2 separate regions of the Homo sapiens genome follow, and region 1 is linked to region 2. Evidence: chromatin loops called from intact Hi-C (ENCODE). Cell type or tissue: CD4-positive, alpha-beta T cell. All regions are shown on one strand. Links, peaks and the distances in the headings refer to the core of each region. The heading gives the core; the rest is flanking DNA. Region 1 overlaps PRKAG2 (protein kinase AMP-activated non-catalytic subunit gamma 2). Region 2 overlaps PRKAG2 (protein kinase AMP-activated non-catalytic subunit gamma 2).

What was found. Peaks named below come from ENCODE experiments on the same cell type or tissue, not always from the same donor. Only the 100,000 strongest peaks of a DNase experiment are listed, where the experiment ranks them.
Region 1: it touches region 2 in a loop (3-fold over the local background); 1 of 110 quality-filtered maps calls a loop at or near these places.

Annotation. Positions count from the first base shown.
Region 1 is chr7:151,766,286-151,773,459 of GRCh38, forward strand. The region is part of intron 3 of PRKAG2 (protein kinase AMP-activated non-catalytic subunit gamma 2); the gene reads right to left. Among named protein-coding and RNA genes, the nearest start is that of PRKAG2-AS2, 36 kb to the right of the region's middle. In CD4-positive, alpha-beta T cell, for the core only: no CTCF peak of the experiment used is centred there; DNase peaks (open chromatin) are centred at 1,486 and 2,986; H3K4me3 peaks cover 1,185 bases; H3K27ac peaks cover 3,505 bases.
Region 2 is chr7:151,711,462-151,718,635 of GRCh38, forward strand. All of the region lies in intron 3 of PRKAG2 (protein kinase AMP-activated non-catalytic subunit gamma 2), which reads right to left. Among named protein-coding and RNA genes, the nearest start is that of PRKAG2-AS2, 91 kb to the right of the region's middle. In CD4-positive, alpha-beta T cell, for the core only: no CTCF peak of the experiment used is centred there; no DNase peak of the experiment used is centred there.

The sequences.
Region 1 (7,174 bases), core at 834-5,833, 55 kb after region 2:
TTTCCTTTAAATGATGGTAGGAACGGGGAAGAAGTGAGGTGGGGGAGAAACTTACAGGAAGAGTCTTGTCAAAAGGAGACATTTTGGAGTCAACAATGGTAGGTGGGAGGTTGGTGGGAAGTGAAGCTCAAACACAGTTCACTCAACAACCTGTACTCAGTAACAACAGACATGTTCATCTCACTAAAAAGGAGAAAACCAAAGGCGAGGCGCCCAGATCGTGGATAAGTCCCAGGAGAGAGTAAAAGCAGAGTGCTGAGACCAGCTATCACCCTGATTTGGAACACTGGCTCAGGCCACTTTAGAAAGGGGGACTGGGGATGACCTATGCCCAGGCACTAGTGTGTTTCAAGAAAAAGGTGTCAGAGGACTGCAAGTTCACAGACACCTGAAGACAGTGGGGTCTGCTACTGTGTGGGAGGCTCCCTCTCATTTATCCGTCAAGGCCCGCTAAAGTGTCTCCATTTATCACAACACCTCTCCGAGCCAGTCCGGCCTACCACTAACTCATCTTTCTCCAACTCTGTCCGTACCTACGGCCTGTGTTGTTCCATTCAGCACATCAATCGTGGAGAAGGCAGGACATATCCATTCCTTGATAGTCCTATGTCATGGGTTGAATTGTGTCCCTCCAAAAGTCACATGTTGAAATCCTAACTCACAGCACCTCCAAACGTGACCTCATGTGGAAGTAGGGTCATTGAAGATGTGGTTAGCTGAGATGAGGGTTATACTGGAGTCAGAGGGTCCCGTAGTCCAATAGGGATAGTCTCCTTAGAAAAAGGGGAAATTTGAACACAGAGACATGTGCATGGAAAAACCTCTGTGAAGATGAAGGCGGAGACTGGGGGCTGTGCTTCCAAGCCAAGGAATGGCAGTGATGACCAGCACAGACCAGGAGAAAGAACAGACGCATGGAACAGACCCCCTCACAGCCTCAGAAGGAGCCGGCCCTGCCCACACCCTGATTCCAGACTTCCAGCCTCTTGAGATAATAAACTCCCGTTTTGTTTTATTTTGTTAAAGATGGGGTCTCACTCTGTCACCGAGGCTGGAGTGCAGTGGCCTGATCTCAGCTTGCTGCAATCTCTGCCTCCCGGGTTCAAGCGATTCTCCTGCCTCAGCCTCCCGAGTAACTGGGATTACAGGCATCTGCCACCATGTGCGGCTAGTTTTTGTATTTTTAGTAGAGATGGGGTTTTACCATGTTGGCCAGGCTGGCCTCAAACTCCTGACCTCAAGTGATTGGCCCGACTTGGCCTTCCAAAGTGCTGGGATTACAGGCGTGAGCCACCATGCCCAGCCAACTTCTGTTGTTTAATGCACGCAGTTTGTGGTGCTGTTATAGTGGCCCTACCAAATGAATACACCTGTCATGATTTGTAGTCATCCACACTCGCTTAGATATCAGTGCATGTGAGTGAGGCTCAAAGAGTACCAGCTAATTGTTAAATCCTGTGGCAAGTCACTCTGTGACGTGAGTCATTACTCACTGACTTTTTTGAAACCAAATGTTTCTGTCTTAGACCTGCTCAAAGGAAGAACTGGCCAAAAGCTCTGGTTCCTCTTATTCTGATTATGGAGCCAGAGTTAAGTGCTGCTGCCCAGAGATTCTCATTTCTCCACAGCCTCCTTTTTCTCTCAGCCATTTTCCTCTAGAAGCAGAGCCTGAGGCAAGGATTAAGATCAAGGTGAGGTAGGGCAGGAGAAGCAGCAATGAAATGAGTTGTCATGCTGGCTGCTGATGCATGACAAGCTGCAAATAATAACATAATAATCAGAATAAAGAGCAGGGGAGCTTAGAAAGCATGTTCACTTGGCTCATGGGACTCCTCCAGGAGGGTTCTAGAAAGGAACTATATGTGGGGGGATCCATAGCCATCATCAAGGAGGAGGTTTCTGCCCAGCTTCCTCAAAGCCACAGTTCCTACTGGTCAAGTATTACTCTGTGGAGAGCTAAACTCCCCCAAACTTCTAGGCTGTATCATGCAGCCCCTTGTCATCATTCATGAGGCCAAACTTCCTGCCCAAATTTTAGGATATTCTTGAGGTAAGGGGAATACGCCTGCAATGACCCCACCAAAACCCCATTAGCAACGGCAAAGCTTAAATAAATCAGAAGCTTCATCAATAAAGTTTAGAACTCTTGTTCTTCAAGATCTCTCTTCCTATTCTTTCTTTCTTTCTTTTTTTTTCTGGAGATAGAGTCTCACTCTATTGCCCAGGCTGGAGTGCACTAGCACGATCCTGGCTCACTGCAGCCTCTGTCTCCTGAGTTCAAGCGATCCTCCTGCCTCAGCCTCCCTTAGTAGCTCGGATTACAGGCACATGCCATCATACCTGGCTAATTTTTATATTTTTAGTAGAGACAGGGTTTCGCCATGTTGGCCAGGCTGCTCTTGAACTCCTGGGCTCAAGTGATCTGCCCACCTCAGCCTCCCAAAGGGCTGAGATTGTAGGCGTGAGCCACTGCACCTGGCCAGTCTTCAAGATTTTTCCAAACAGACCAAGAAGGCTGCAGTTGGTGCCAGGACTAAGTCAATGGACAAGGACAGCCCGTGCCTGAAGAAACAGCGACTCTGTAGCCTTGCTCTTTCTTCCCATCCTGGGCCACTGTGTCATGATTCTTACCCACTCCTAATCCAATCCCCACTTGCAAGACCTCAACAGACTTGGAGTTCTAATGCACTGTGGCCTTCCTGTCCCCCTGAGATGCTCCAAAGCTCCATGGAGGGTGTCCCCCCAGTGCAGGGAGCAATGATGCTATCTGGTTTTACCAAAGGGCTGTGTCAGCTGTGCTGGGCAGGCAGCTTTCTACAGTGTTTTACTGCATTTAAGAGTCACAAGAAGAAACTAACCCAGGCAGAAAGGCTGTGAACAAACCTCAGTCAAGCAAAGAAGAGAAGACAAGTGAAAGTAAACATCAAAGAAAATGGCCCAGGAACTTTGAATGCAGTTGATGCTGTGGTTGTAGACTGCGCTGGGTTAGACAGTGCCCCCACTAATTCATTTCCTTTCCAGAACCTCAGAAGGTGACCTTATTTGGCAACAGAGTCATTGCAGATGTAGTCACTTAAGTTGAGGTCGCAGTGGAGTAGGGTGGGCTCTTAATCTCCTTTGACTGCTGTCACTTTAAGAAAAGAAAAAGAGACAGACACACACAGAGGAAGGCCACAGGATGATGAAGGCAGAGGCTGAAGTTACGCATCTACGAGCCAAGGAACCCCAGGGTTTGTGGGCAACTGCCAGAAGCTAGGAGGGAGGCCTGGAACAGAGCCCTCCCAGAGCCTTCAGAGGGAGCATGGTCCTGCTGACACCCTGATTCCAACTTCCAGCCTCCAGAATTGTGGGAACAGGAATCCGGGCAGCTTAGGCCATGCAGCCTGTGGTGCCTGTGTGACAGCCCCTGAAACTAACCTGTGGGCCATGAAGGCACGGATGCTGCAGCCGCATCTGGGGAGGTGTGGCGGAAACACGAGGTGGGCAGGTGGCACTGCTTGCGGGGCTGGGGTGCTGGGCTGACATGGCCGAGGGTGCACCCCCACCCCATAGAGTGGGCACCTAACCTGCTGGCCCCAGAGTGCGTGTGTCCACTGCTAGGGACCACGGAGGCCAAATTCAGTACCTTTTGAGAAATAAAGCTAAAATTCTAAGCCCCTAACCAACTGAAAGAACCCCCTCTTGGCCACGGGGACCCCAGAAAAACCTTAAAACTGAGTTCCCGGCCATAATGGGATGAGAGGTCGGATGTGCCTCATTACACCCCCTCCCTTGCTAACCACCATTAGGCTTCCTTCCCCAAGGGTTAAATGGAAACCTGCCCTTTTGAAAGACTTGCTCCATTCCTGAGATCAACCAGCTGTCTGATGCTGCCCCTTCCTTTTGCAGGTTCGACACAACCGACCAGCATTCCTTCCTGATAAGAGACCCCTGACCATGGAGTGGCTCTGACTAGCCTATGGAGGCTGCACACAGACAGTCTTCGCATCCTTGGCTTCACCCTCTGACATATAGGGCCTACTGTAATCCATTTAAAGGTTAAGTCTCCACCCCAGCGTGAACATGGATGCATGCTGCACACAATTAGCCAATTATGCATGTCTATGCTTCCTCTTTGTGAATATTCATAGCTCCTCCTATAACCTGTTGAATATGTACATTTGGCCACGCTGTTCAGCATAAATCCCTGTCTTCCACTCTCGCAGTGCCTGTTTCCAGCATCTGGCTAGAGACTATGCTTCCCAGCCTGTCAGAATGGTGACCTGCTGGCTGCAGCCTTTTTAAAGAAGTGATCCTTTCCAAATGTAGGAACCTTATCATTCTTCAACTGACACTTTGCTGGTCACTGAGCAAGGTGTGCTGGGAGGAGTGAGGGCTCTGAGGTCTCGCAGGTTTTCTGGGGAGCTTGATTCTTATGGAGTGACCTACAAATAGCACATGTATTGAAAACACATCAACCAGTCTCAGAGCAGCCCTGTCTCTTGGGTTTTAGGAGTTCGACCTGGAGCTGTAGGGGGGTGAGATAGAAAGTGGCCTCCCTCCTGGAGAACCCAGTGAACAAACCACCATGCCCCACGCCCCATCCCCGACTTTAGCATTAAGCGTTGCAGAGGCTGAGAAGTAGGGGTTCCAGCCACGGTTGGGTCTTGTGTTGACCATTTTCCAGTGCAACCACAGGCTCCCTAAGATTCAAGCAGCACTGTGGGCTTATGACCTCACACATTTACCATTGCAGAAATTATGCCAAAGCATGATCAAATTATCTGCCCACAATGTATAGGTTGCTTACAAAAATAACCAGCCCTCCTCTGTTCCTTACTTCAGGCTCTAAGATCTGCCTGATTTCTACTACTGTAAGAACATAGAAAGTAATCTCATTACATGCATGATTTTTACCCTATCTTCATTCCAGCTATGTTATTCTTTATGCTTTTCCCTTAGCTAAAATTTCGATTTCCGCTTTACATTTTTGGCATTTTAAAATAAAACATTATATCACTTCTATCAGCACCACGTTTCTTGTCTTTCCAAGTCTGCTGATGCTTTCAAAATCCCCACGTCCCAAACTCAGCACCATTAAATTGGAGTGAGGCTGGTGGTGGAATGGGAGGTGGGTGCTTAGGGATTATTCCACTTCCTCCTTTCCTCCTGCACTCTGTTCCAAAGCCAGAGAGCTCCGTGTCCTTTTGCTGTATCTGAACAACTGTGGGAGGAATCATTTTGTATGCATGCAGTACACACAATGCCATCTTTCCTAGAAGTCTCAGGCTCTGGGGTATATATCAATATCACCTGAGGAGCCTGTTAAAACTTTCGATTCCAAGACTCAGGCCATTGAGTCATTCGCTTCACTGGTTTGTAAATATCTTTGTACATTAGGGATATTAGTCCTCCATCAATTCATCATCTCCTTCTGGTCTAGCACGTGTTTTTCACGTTTATATTGTTGTTTTGTTTCATTTTCTATTTGGAGTGGGAAGCTGTATGGAAGTGGTCATCTTGATGTCATCAATGATAATTGCCTCTGTCCCTTCACAGTTTCTGGACCCGGTCGGGCTTACATATGACCCACTGAAATCCCTGGGTCAGTATAGCCATCATCTTGTATTCAGAAGCATCAGCCCACATTTTAGAAAGCATTGAAAAACAAGTTAAGTTGTTGGTGAATTAATTTCAAACAATTTGCTCAGTGCCTTCAGGCGCCATTCTAGACCCTGAGAAAGCTTTGAATAAAACAGAATTCCTGTCCTCAGACAGTTTACACTCTGGTGGGGAGAGACAGGCAAGTGAACCAGTAAATAGACAGTATATCCTGTGGGGAATCAGTAGTGTAGATGCCTGCAAGGAGATTGCTACTACTTTACCCAGGGTGTCAAAGGAAGGCCTTTCTACTAAGGTGAGTCCTTTCAGGAAATCTGAAGAGGTGTCTGGAGAGGCTGCCTGGGAGCCAGCGGTGTGCTTATATTCCCAACACACATAATGCCCCTTTCAGGGGGTCATCTCTTCTATCCCTCTCCCACCATCCTACACAGCACAAGAACTGGGCTTCAATCTCTGGTATGACGCTCCCAAACTCTCCAAAATCTTCTCCAACCAAAACTCACCTTCTAGAATCTTCCCTTCACTCACCTGGACCCCCGTTATGCATTTCTCTCTTAGACATTCTTCATTCTTTCTAACAGGAATGCATCCAGCTCTCCTCTACCTCATCAATATAGCAAAGCTCTGAGAATCAAGCCTGCAAACTTTGAGAGAAGGCAAGAAAGGCTGTGGATATTTATATCACAAACAAACATATTTTTTGCACCTTCTAGAAAGGCCTGACATCCCAAGATTTAGATATTCAAATGTTTTGGAGGTACATTACTTAAAACACTTAAAGTTTAGTTCCACACGGAAATTATTTTGGTGTGACCAAGAGCCAGGTGTGGTGGTTCACACCTAAATCCCAGCACTTTGGGAGGCTGAGGTGGGAGGATCGCTTGAGTACAGGAGCTTGAGACTAGCCTGGGCAATACACTGAGACCCAATTTCTACAAAAAGTTAAAAAATTAACCAGGCATGGTGGTGTGCATCTGCAGTTCCACCTATTGCGGGCAAAGGGCAGGAGGATCGCTTGAGCCTGGGAAGTTGAGGCTCTGCAGTGATTCTGCCACTGTACTCTGGCCTGGATGACAGAGACCCTGTCTCTAAATGAATGAAAGAAAGAAAGAAAGAAAGAAAGAAAGAAAGAAAGAAAGAGAGAGAGAGAGAGAGAGAGAGAGAGAGGGAGGGAGGGAGGGAGGGAGGGAGGGAGGGAGGGAGGGAGGGAAGGGAAGGGAAGGGAAGGGAAGGAAGGAAAGGAAGGAAAGAAGGGAAGAAAGGAAGGAAGGAAGGGAAGCAAGGAAGGAAGGAAGGAAGGAAAGAAAGAAGGAAAGAAAGAAAGGAAAGAAAGGAAGGAAAGAAAGGAAAGGAAAGAAAGAAGGAAAGAAAGAAAGAAAGAGAAAGAAAGAGAGAGAAATGACCAAGGAGCCACTTTTATCTATTTTTTCGTAAATGGCTAGCTGGCTATCCCATTATTGGTTTATAGATCCCTAAGATCTATTCCATTAAAGCAGAGTCTCAGCACCTGGACTAAAAGTGGACTTCGGAGTTCAACCACCTGACTTCACATTTTGGCTTTACCACTTGGTAG
Region 2 (7,174 bases), core at 728-5,727:
ACAGTGCTAGGCTTAGTAGTAACAGTAATAGGCATCACAGTACCAGTGATGACTAAGCACTTTAGTGTATGCACTTCAGAAAATAGTCAAAGAGTTAATATTCAAATAGGTTAATATATTTCAACACTTTAAATCTATTGCTTCCTTTAATCTCCATCCACCAAGGAGGACAGCAATATTATCCCCATTTTATGGATGGTGAAACTGAGGCACAGGAAAGTTAAGCAACCTGTAGATATTTATCAAATGTGTTGAAGGAACGAGGAAGAGAACAGGCTCTCCATCACAGAAGTGTTTAAACTACTTGTTAGGGTTACTCTCGGATATGCAGGTTCCTGAGAGCCGCTAGCCTGTCTCAACTCAGATGCAAGTTCTACAATTTAGAAATCTTTGGACCCCAGGACTCTTCCTAGCCACAGCCTGGTGCTAACTCTAGACATGGGGACACAGGTCCAGTGTTGGTGGCCTGCCACCGACTGGGTTTGGCACCATCACCCAGAAGCCGCCCTCCTCTGGGTTTCCCAGGCGCCCCAGGTGGCTGGGCTGTGTCTCGGGTGATGGAGGAGGTGTACAGATCCCATGTCAGGGTGTGACTGCCCGGAGGCAGTGGCGGCAGAATGTCAGGTGCCACCAGGGACTCCAGGCCTTCCTCCGCGGCGCGTACGTGCATCACGTGGTGTAACATGACTGGGCGGCTCAGTGTGGCCCCCACCCTCACGTGCCCTCCTGGCACCCAGCCTCCGCCCGACCCTCTGAGAGCTCTGAGGAGTGTGAACAATGGGACGGGCTCAGGCTCACTCACCCGGGAAGGACGCTCTGCTGGCTCAGCAGGAAGGGGCCTGGCACCCAAAGCCTGGACATCCTGTGTGGCCTGGAGGGAGAATCAGATGGGGTGGCCACCGCAGGAGACTGGGTCCCTCTCCTCCACTCCCTGGCAGTGACTCTACACTCAGGACCCACGAGACTGCTAATGGTAACCACAGGGACAGCCCTGCAGGGGCCTTGCTCTGGCCCACTGTGAAAGGGAAAGTCCCCTTCCTCCACTGATGTAACAAAACAAATCTGCTCTTGTTGGCCCTGATGAGCTGACACCCGGCCAGAGCCAAGCCCAGGGATGGGAGGTGCCCACTGGCCTGACCTCGGACACCAGCTCCTGGGCTGCAGGTCCAGGAGGCACCCAGGCACAATCAGGCTCCTGTTGCCAAAAAAGGGAGTGCATGCAGAGTAAGCAAAATGAGTGTGCCCCATAACCACATTCAGTCACCCGGGGCCACGCTGTGCTGAGGGAGGGTGTGGAACACACCACAATCCTCTCCAGCCTCCATCTCTGTCTTTCCTGGGAGAGGTTCTGAGGCCTCGTGGAGATTTACACAAAGCCTGATGCTTCAGAGGGGAAAATGCTCTGGCCATGCAAATTCATTCCGTTTTCCATCACTCATTTTGGGTGCAGGATATTTTCAGCACTTTCCCAGCATGCAAAGCAAAGACAGGATTGTCATGGAGAGCCCTGTGTGCTTGGAACGTGCCAAGAGCAGAGGGGCGTGAGCTGGTTTGGGGCATTCTCTCTGCTTCCCTACAAATGCCCAGTGGATGGCCCTTCCTCGGAGCTGAAGCAGTTCCCATTTCTCCTGTATGGCACTGTCAAATCGAGGCAGAGGGACGGGAAATGGTGAACAGAGAAGGAAGACTCAAGGGCAAAACTCCCGGAAGGACAGGGGGTCATGGAAGAAGGAATTCTGAGCCTGACATCTTAGAAAATGGATATGCAGTTTGCAGATCTACATCCCTCACACTGTCTTCTGGGAATGGCGAGAATTGTGGACTTTGTTTCCTTTTGCTCTGATATCTTTCCCCCCACCCAAAGCAGACCCTTTTGTTTAATTCTGATGCTGTAGGACGCACCCCGGCTTGCAAGCCAGGCTGTGAATCAGCGGTTTTTGAAAAGGATATGGTACCACAGCTCACACATGTATGTAATGCAGTATTTTCTTTTTTTACTTTTTTAGTATGGAAAAATTTAAACACATATGTAAAAGTAGACAGAACAGAATAATGAACTCCATTTTTTCTAGCATGCCATTTCAACAACTATTAACTCATGAGGATGGTGTTTTTGCTTTTTTAATTTTTTTTTTTTTTTTGAGACAAAGTCTCGCTCTGTTGCCCAGGCCGGAGTGCAGTGGTGCGAACACAGCTCACTACAACCTCAGGAGGCTCAAGTGACCCTCCTGCCTCAGCTTCCTGAGTAGCTGGGATTACAGGTGCAGGCCACCACACCCAGTTAATTTTTAAATGTTTCATAGAGAAGGGGTCTATGTTGCCCAGGCTGGCCTTGAACTTCTGGCCTGAAGTGATCTTCCTACCTCGGCCTCCCAAAGTGCCAGGATTACAGGCATGAGCCACTGCACCTGACCCCCAGTGTTTAAATGTAGCTACCATGACGTATGCATCAAAATCACCTACAAGTCTTATGAAAAATGCAAATTTCCTGGATCTCACCCCAGATCAAATATATCACAATTTGGGGGTTCAAGTCCAAGAACCGGCACATACCCCCAAAGGATTCTCACAGACAGTCAAGTGTGGGGGGTCACTGGTAGCGGTTAGATAACTCGGGCTGGGGTCCCAGCCCTGCCACTTACTAGCTAGGTAGCTGAACAGGTGATCTCCATTGGAGTACGGGCTTTACGGGGTTGTCATGGGGAATAAACAAGATCTCACAAGAAGAGCACCTAGCACAGAGTCAGCGCTCATTAAACATCCTATGCAGTTACTCACCGGCCTAACTTACGTTTGACTTCTAAGCCTTGAGGAAAATGTGTGCCAAGGTATGGGGGAGGCGGCAGGGCTTCCGAGAGAGCCGTCCTCCCATCCCAGCCCTGCCATCCTCCCACACGCACGCTGCCGTCCTCCCATCCGCGCCCCGCCGTGCCTAGGTGGAGAGGCGGCAGGGCTTCCCGGAGAGCCGTCCTCCCATCCGCGACCCGCCGTCCTCCCATCCACATGCCGCCATCCTCCCATCCACGCACCACGTCCTCCCATCCACACCCTGCCACCTCTCCCTGGTGGCCTTGCCCTTCGTGTATCTGTTCAGGGCCATTGGTGAACAGAGAAAAAAACTACTCTAGTAAAAAGCAAGTTTCCTTTCATTATAAAGAAAAGTGAAATAAATTGTTAAACATCTACTTCTAAATTAAGAATAAGTGGGCCGGGCGCAGTAGCTCATGTCTGTAATCCCAGCACTTTGGGAGGCTCGGGCAAGTGGATCACCTGAGGTTGGGAGGTTGAGACCAGCCTGGACAACATGGCGAAACCTCATCTCTACTAAAAATACAAAAATCAGCCAGGTGTGATGGCACACACCTGTAATCCCAGCTACTCGGGAGGCTGAGGCAGGAGAATCGCTTGAACCCAGGAGGTGGAGGTTGCAGTGAGCCAAGATCGTGCCACTGCACTCCAGCCTGGGCAACAGAGCGAGACTCCATCTCAAAAAAATAATAAATAAGAAAAAATAAATAAGAATATGTGATGTTAAATTCTACCCAATTAAAAGCAATTTTTTTTTTTTTTTGAGATGGAGTTTCGCTCTTGTTGCCCAGGCTGGAGTGCACTGGTGTGATCCCGACTCACTGCAACCTCCGCCTCCTAGGTTCAAGTGATTCTCCTGCCTCAGCCTCCAAAGTAGCTGGGATTACAGGTGCGTGCCACCATGCCCAACTAACTTTTGTATTTTTAGTAGAGACGGGGTTTCGCCGTGTTGGCCAGGCTGGTCTCGAACTCCTAACCTCAGGTGAGCCACCCACTTCAGCCTCCCAAAGTGCTGGGATTACCGGCATGAGCCACTGCACCTGGCCTAAAAGCAAAAAAAAAAAAAAAAAAAAAAAAAATTATTATTATTTTTTTTGAGACAGAGTTCCTGTCTGTTGCCCAGGCTGGAGTGCAGTGGCACAATCTCAGCTCACTGCAACCTCCACTTCCAATTCTCCTGTCTCAGCAATTCTCCTGTCTCAGCCTCCCAAGTTGCTGGGACTACAGGCACACACTACCATGCCCAGCTAATTTTTTTGTATTTTTAGTAGAGACGGGGTTTCACCATATTGGTCAGGCTGGTCTCGAACTCCTGACCTTGGGTAATCCACCTGCCTCGGCCTCCCAAAGTGCTGCGATTACAAGCGTGAGCCACCGTGCCTGGCCAAAAGCAAATTTTTTAAAAATTCCAATTTGAGTTGTGATCTAGAAAGGGAGGATGGAGTGGAAGAAGAGAAAGATAGGGGGAAGGCTGAAGAATTAAAGATCATGCCAGGGAGGCAGCGAACAGGAAAGCCAAGACCACAGAAAACAGGTGCTCAAGGCGAAAGGCAAAGGCAGGAGAGAGGGCGGGGCGGGGCAAGGAGCCTTGGTGCGGGACTCCACTCTCCTCGCTCACAGGGCGGCGGTCCCATCTCACGGCATCTTAGGCTTCCAGGAAGGATTTTCGAGAGGCACTTTTATATATTTATAGATGAAATGATATGTCTTGGATTTGCTTCAAAATAATCCAAGGGGCAGGGGAGGTGGGTGTGTGCAGGGATGGAGCTCGATTGCCCTTGAGTTTGTAGTCTGGGGTTGAGCAGAGGACACACAGGGCTTCAGTACGCTCTTTTCTCTTTGATAAGTGCTGGAGATTTGCCTAATACAAGTTTAAGAAGTTTAAACATTTACAACTATACACAAATCAGGAAGTTCACAGGCTGATGTCAGCCCCATGGGTCAGATGTGGTGCTGAACCTGAGGTGCCCTTGGCCTTTAAGAAAACCGGAGATTAGAGGAGGCCGAGTGTGAAAGTGTTGATTATGACATGTCAGGCAAATGTTTGCCAAGTGAATGGATAGAGACCTCCATCGGGTGAAAATGCTTTGTGTTCAAGCCCCCTTTGTGACCCTGGGCACCTGTTAGAGAAGCAGGGGCTGGGCAGGGGTCCGTATGTGGACTCCCAACAGAGCAAGCCCACCTTGTCCAGGCAGGGCTTGGATCCACAAGTCCTGGCCTCACCACTCCAGGCTCAAAGGGCAGCCAGCCAGCTACATACTTGTTCCCATGCTTGACACGCACAGAACCCCGCCCAGCCTTGCACTTAACAGGTGCATAATAATCCCTTAGGAAGGAGGGTATGGGACACTGTTGCCCCATTCTGTAGAGGTGGAAACTGAGGCTTAGACATAATCAACCTAAGAATGGGACTTCATATAAACTCATTCTGCAAAGAACGGGGACCAGTGAAATTAGCAGTCAGTGTTTTGAATTCCTGAAAGGAAACAGCGTCTGAAACACAGAGCCCTGCAGAAAGCACGTAGGCCTGAGCCACGCAGCTGCTCCAGCCCCCAAGCCCGCGTGGAGCAGAGATGGGTACACACCCCGCACCTTCAGCTTCCAGAGCGTTTTAGGGAAATGAGTGTTGGCAGGAAGGGGAGCAGTGGCGACTTGCCCCACAAAAATTCGAGGCAACAAAAGAGGGAAAGAGGTGGGCCGGGTGTGGTGGCTCACGCCTGTAATCCCAGCACTTTGGGAGGCCAAGGTGGGTGGATCACTTGAGGTCAGGAGTTCGAGACCAGCCTGGCCAACATGGCAAAACCCTGTCTCTACTAAAAGTATAAAAATTAGTCGAGTTGGGTGACGCATGCCTGTAATCCCAGCTACTCGGAAGGTTGAGGCAGGAGAATTGCTTAAGCCCGGGAGGTGGAGGTTGCAGTGAGCTGAGATCGTGACATTGCATTCCAGCCTGGGCAACAGACCGAGACCCCATGTCAAAAAGAAAAAAAAAAAAAAAGAAGGAAAGAGGTTGCCTTCATAAAGCTGTAAAATCGCATAAAAAGAGGGTGCAATCAGTCATTGACGAGAGTTACCCAAGAGACTGTAATTACATGGTTAAAGAATTTGGAAACACCTAGAACTCCACTCAAGGTGACTGGGGTCATTTGCAGGGAGGCAAGAATAATATTTGACTTGAATTTCATATGCAGGAACTTTCTGGAGAAACGCCAGGTGAAGAGAATGGCAGAAGGGTGGTGTCCCAAGGAAAGGGCAGAAAACAGGTGGCTCCAGATGCCTTTTAAGAGAAGGGCTGCCCCGGCCCCAGACTCACCGGCTGGTACAGTGACCACTCAGCAGCTCTGGACTGGCTCCCGTGTGGCCCTGCCAACAGGATGGGGAGGGCCTGGCATGTGTGAGTAGCCATGCCCACCCACGTATTTGCCTACTATGCCTGCCAACTGGGATGAAAAAGCTTTGGATCTGGCTAAGTTTCTGTGAACCAGGTAATAAATCTGTTCTTGGTGTGCTGAAAATAGTGGGGTTTTTCAGCCTATAAAGTTGATGAGCCACCCTGAGCCTTGGGGACCCACCAGGAAAGCATCTCCTCATGAGAAAGGAGCTGGCCTTGACCTTGCTGGGGACCTGCCTCAAATTCACTATCCCTGCATGGGTAGGTGCTTGTCATTCTTTCTGCCCACGCAGCATCTTTTTACACCTCCTCTATGCCTGACCTTGGGAGTGGGGGGAAGGGGCTCTGATGTGAGGGTCGTCCTGGGCCAGACTCAGCTTCTGCTACATGGAAGCAGATGCCAGGCAGGAGGTCCTGCCTTCCAGAGCAGACACTATCTTAGTCATCTTGGGCTGGCAGAACAGAGCACATAGATGGGGTGGCTTACGTAACAGAAGTTGATTTTCTTACGGTTCTGGGGGCTGGAAAGCCCAAGGTCACGGTGCCAGCCCTGTTGGTTTCTGGTGAGGACCCTCTTCCTGGCTTGCAGACAGCCGCCTTCCCATGGTGGTGGGTGGAGGGGGGGGTAGAGCTCTTCCTCTTCTTGTAAGGCCACAGTCCTATCAGCTTACAGCCCCACCCTTATGACTTTATTTACCCTTAATTACCTCCTCAAAGCCCTATCTCCAAATAAGCCACATCGAGGGTCAGGGCTTCAACGTATGAATTCGGGGGACACGATCTGGTCCACAGCACGGCACGAGTCCTCCAGCTGCATGCAGGTCATGGTGGCTGTGCCCAGTGCCACGTGGGCCTCCGTGTCCCCGCTCTGTAAGTCATGGTGGGCTCCTCTCGGAAACCCACCAAAGTCCCCAGTAAAAGTGCTGAGTAGCTCATGAAGTCCCCAGGATGCAAAAAAAAAAAAAAAAACCCAAA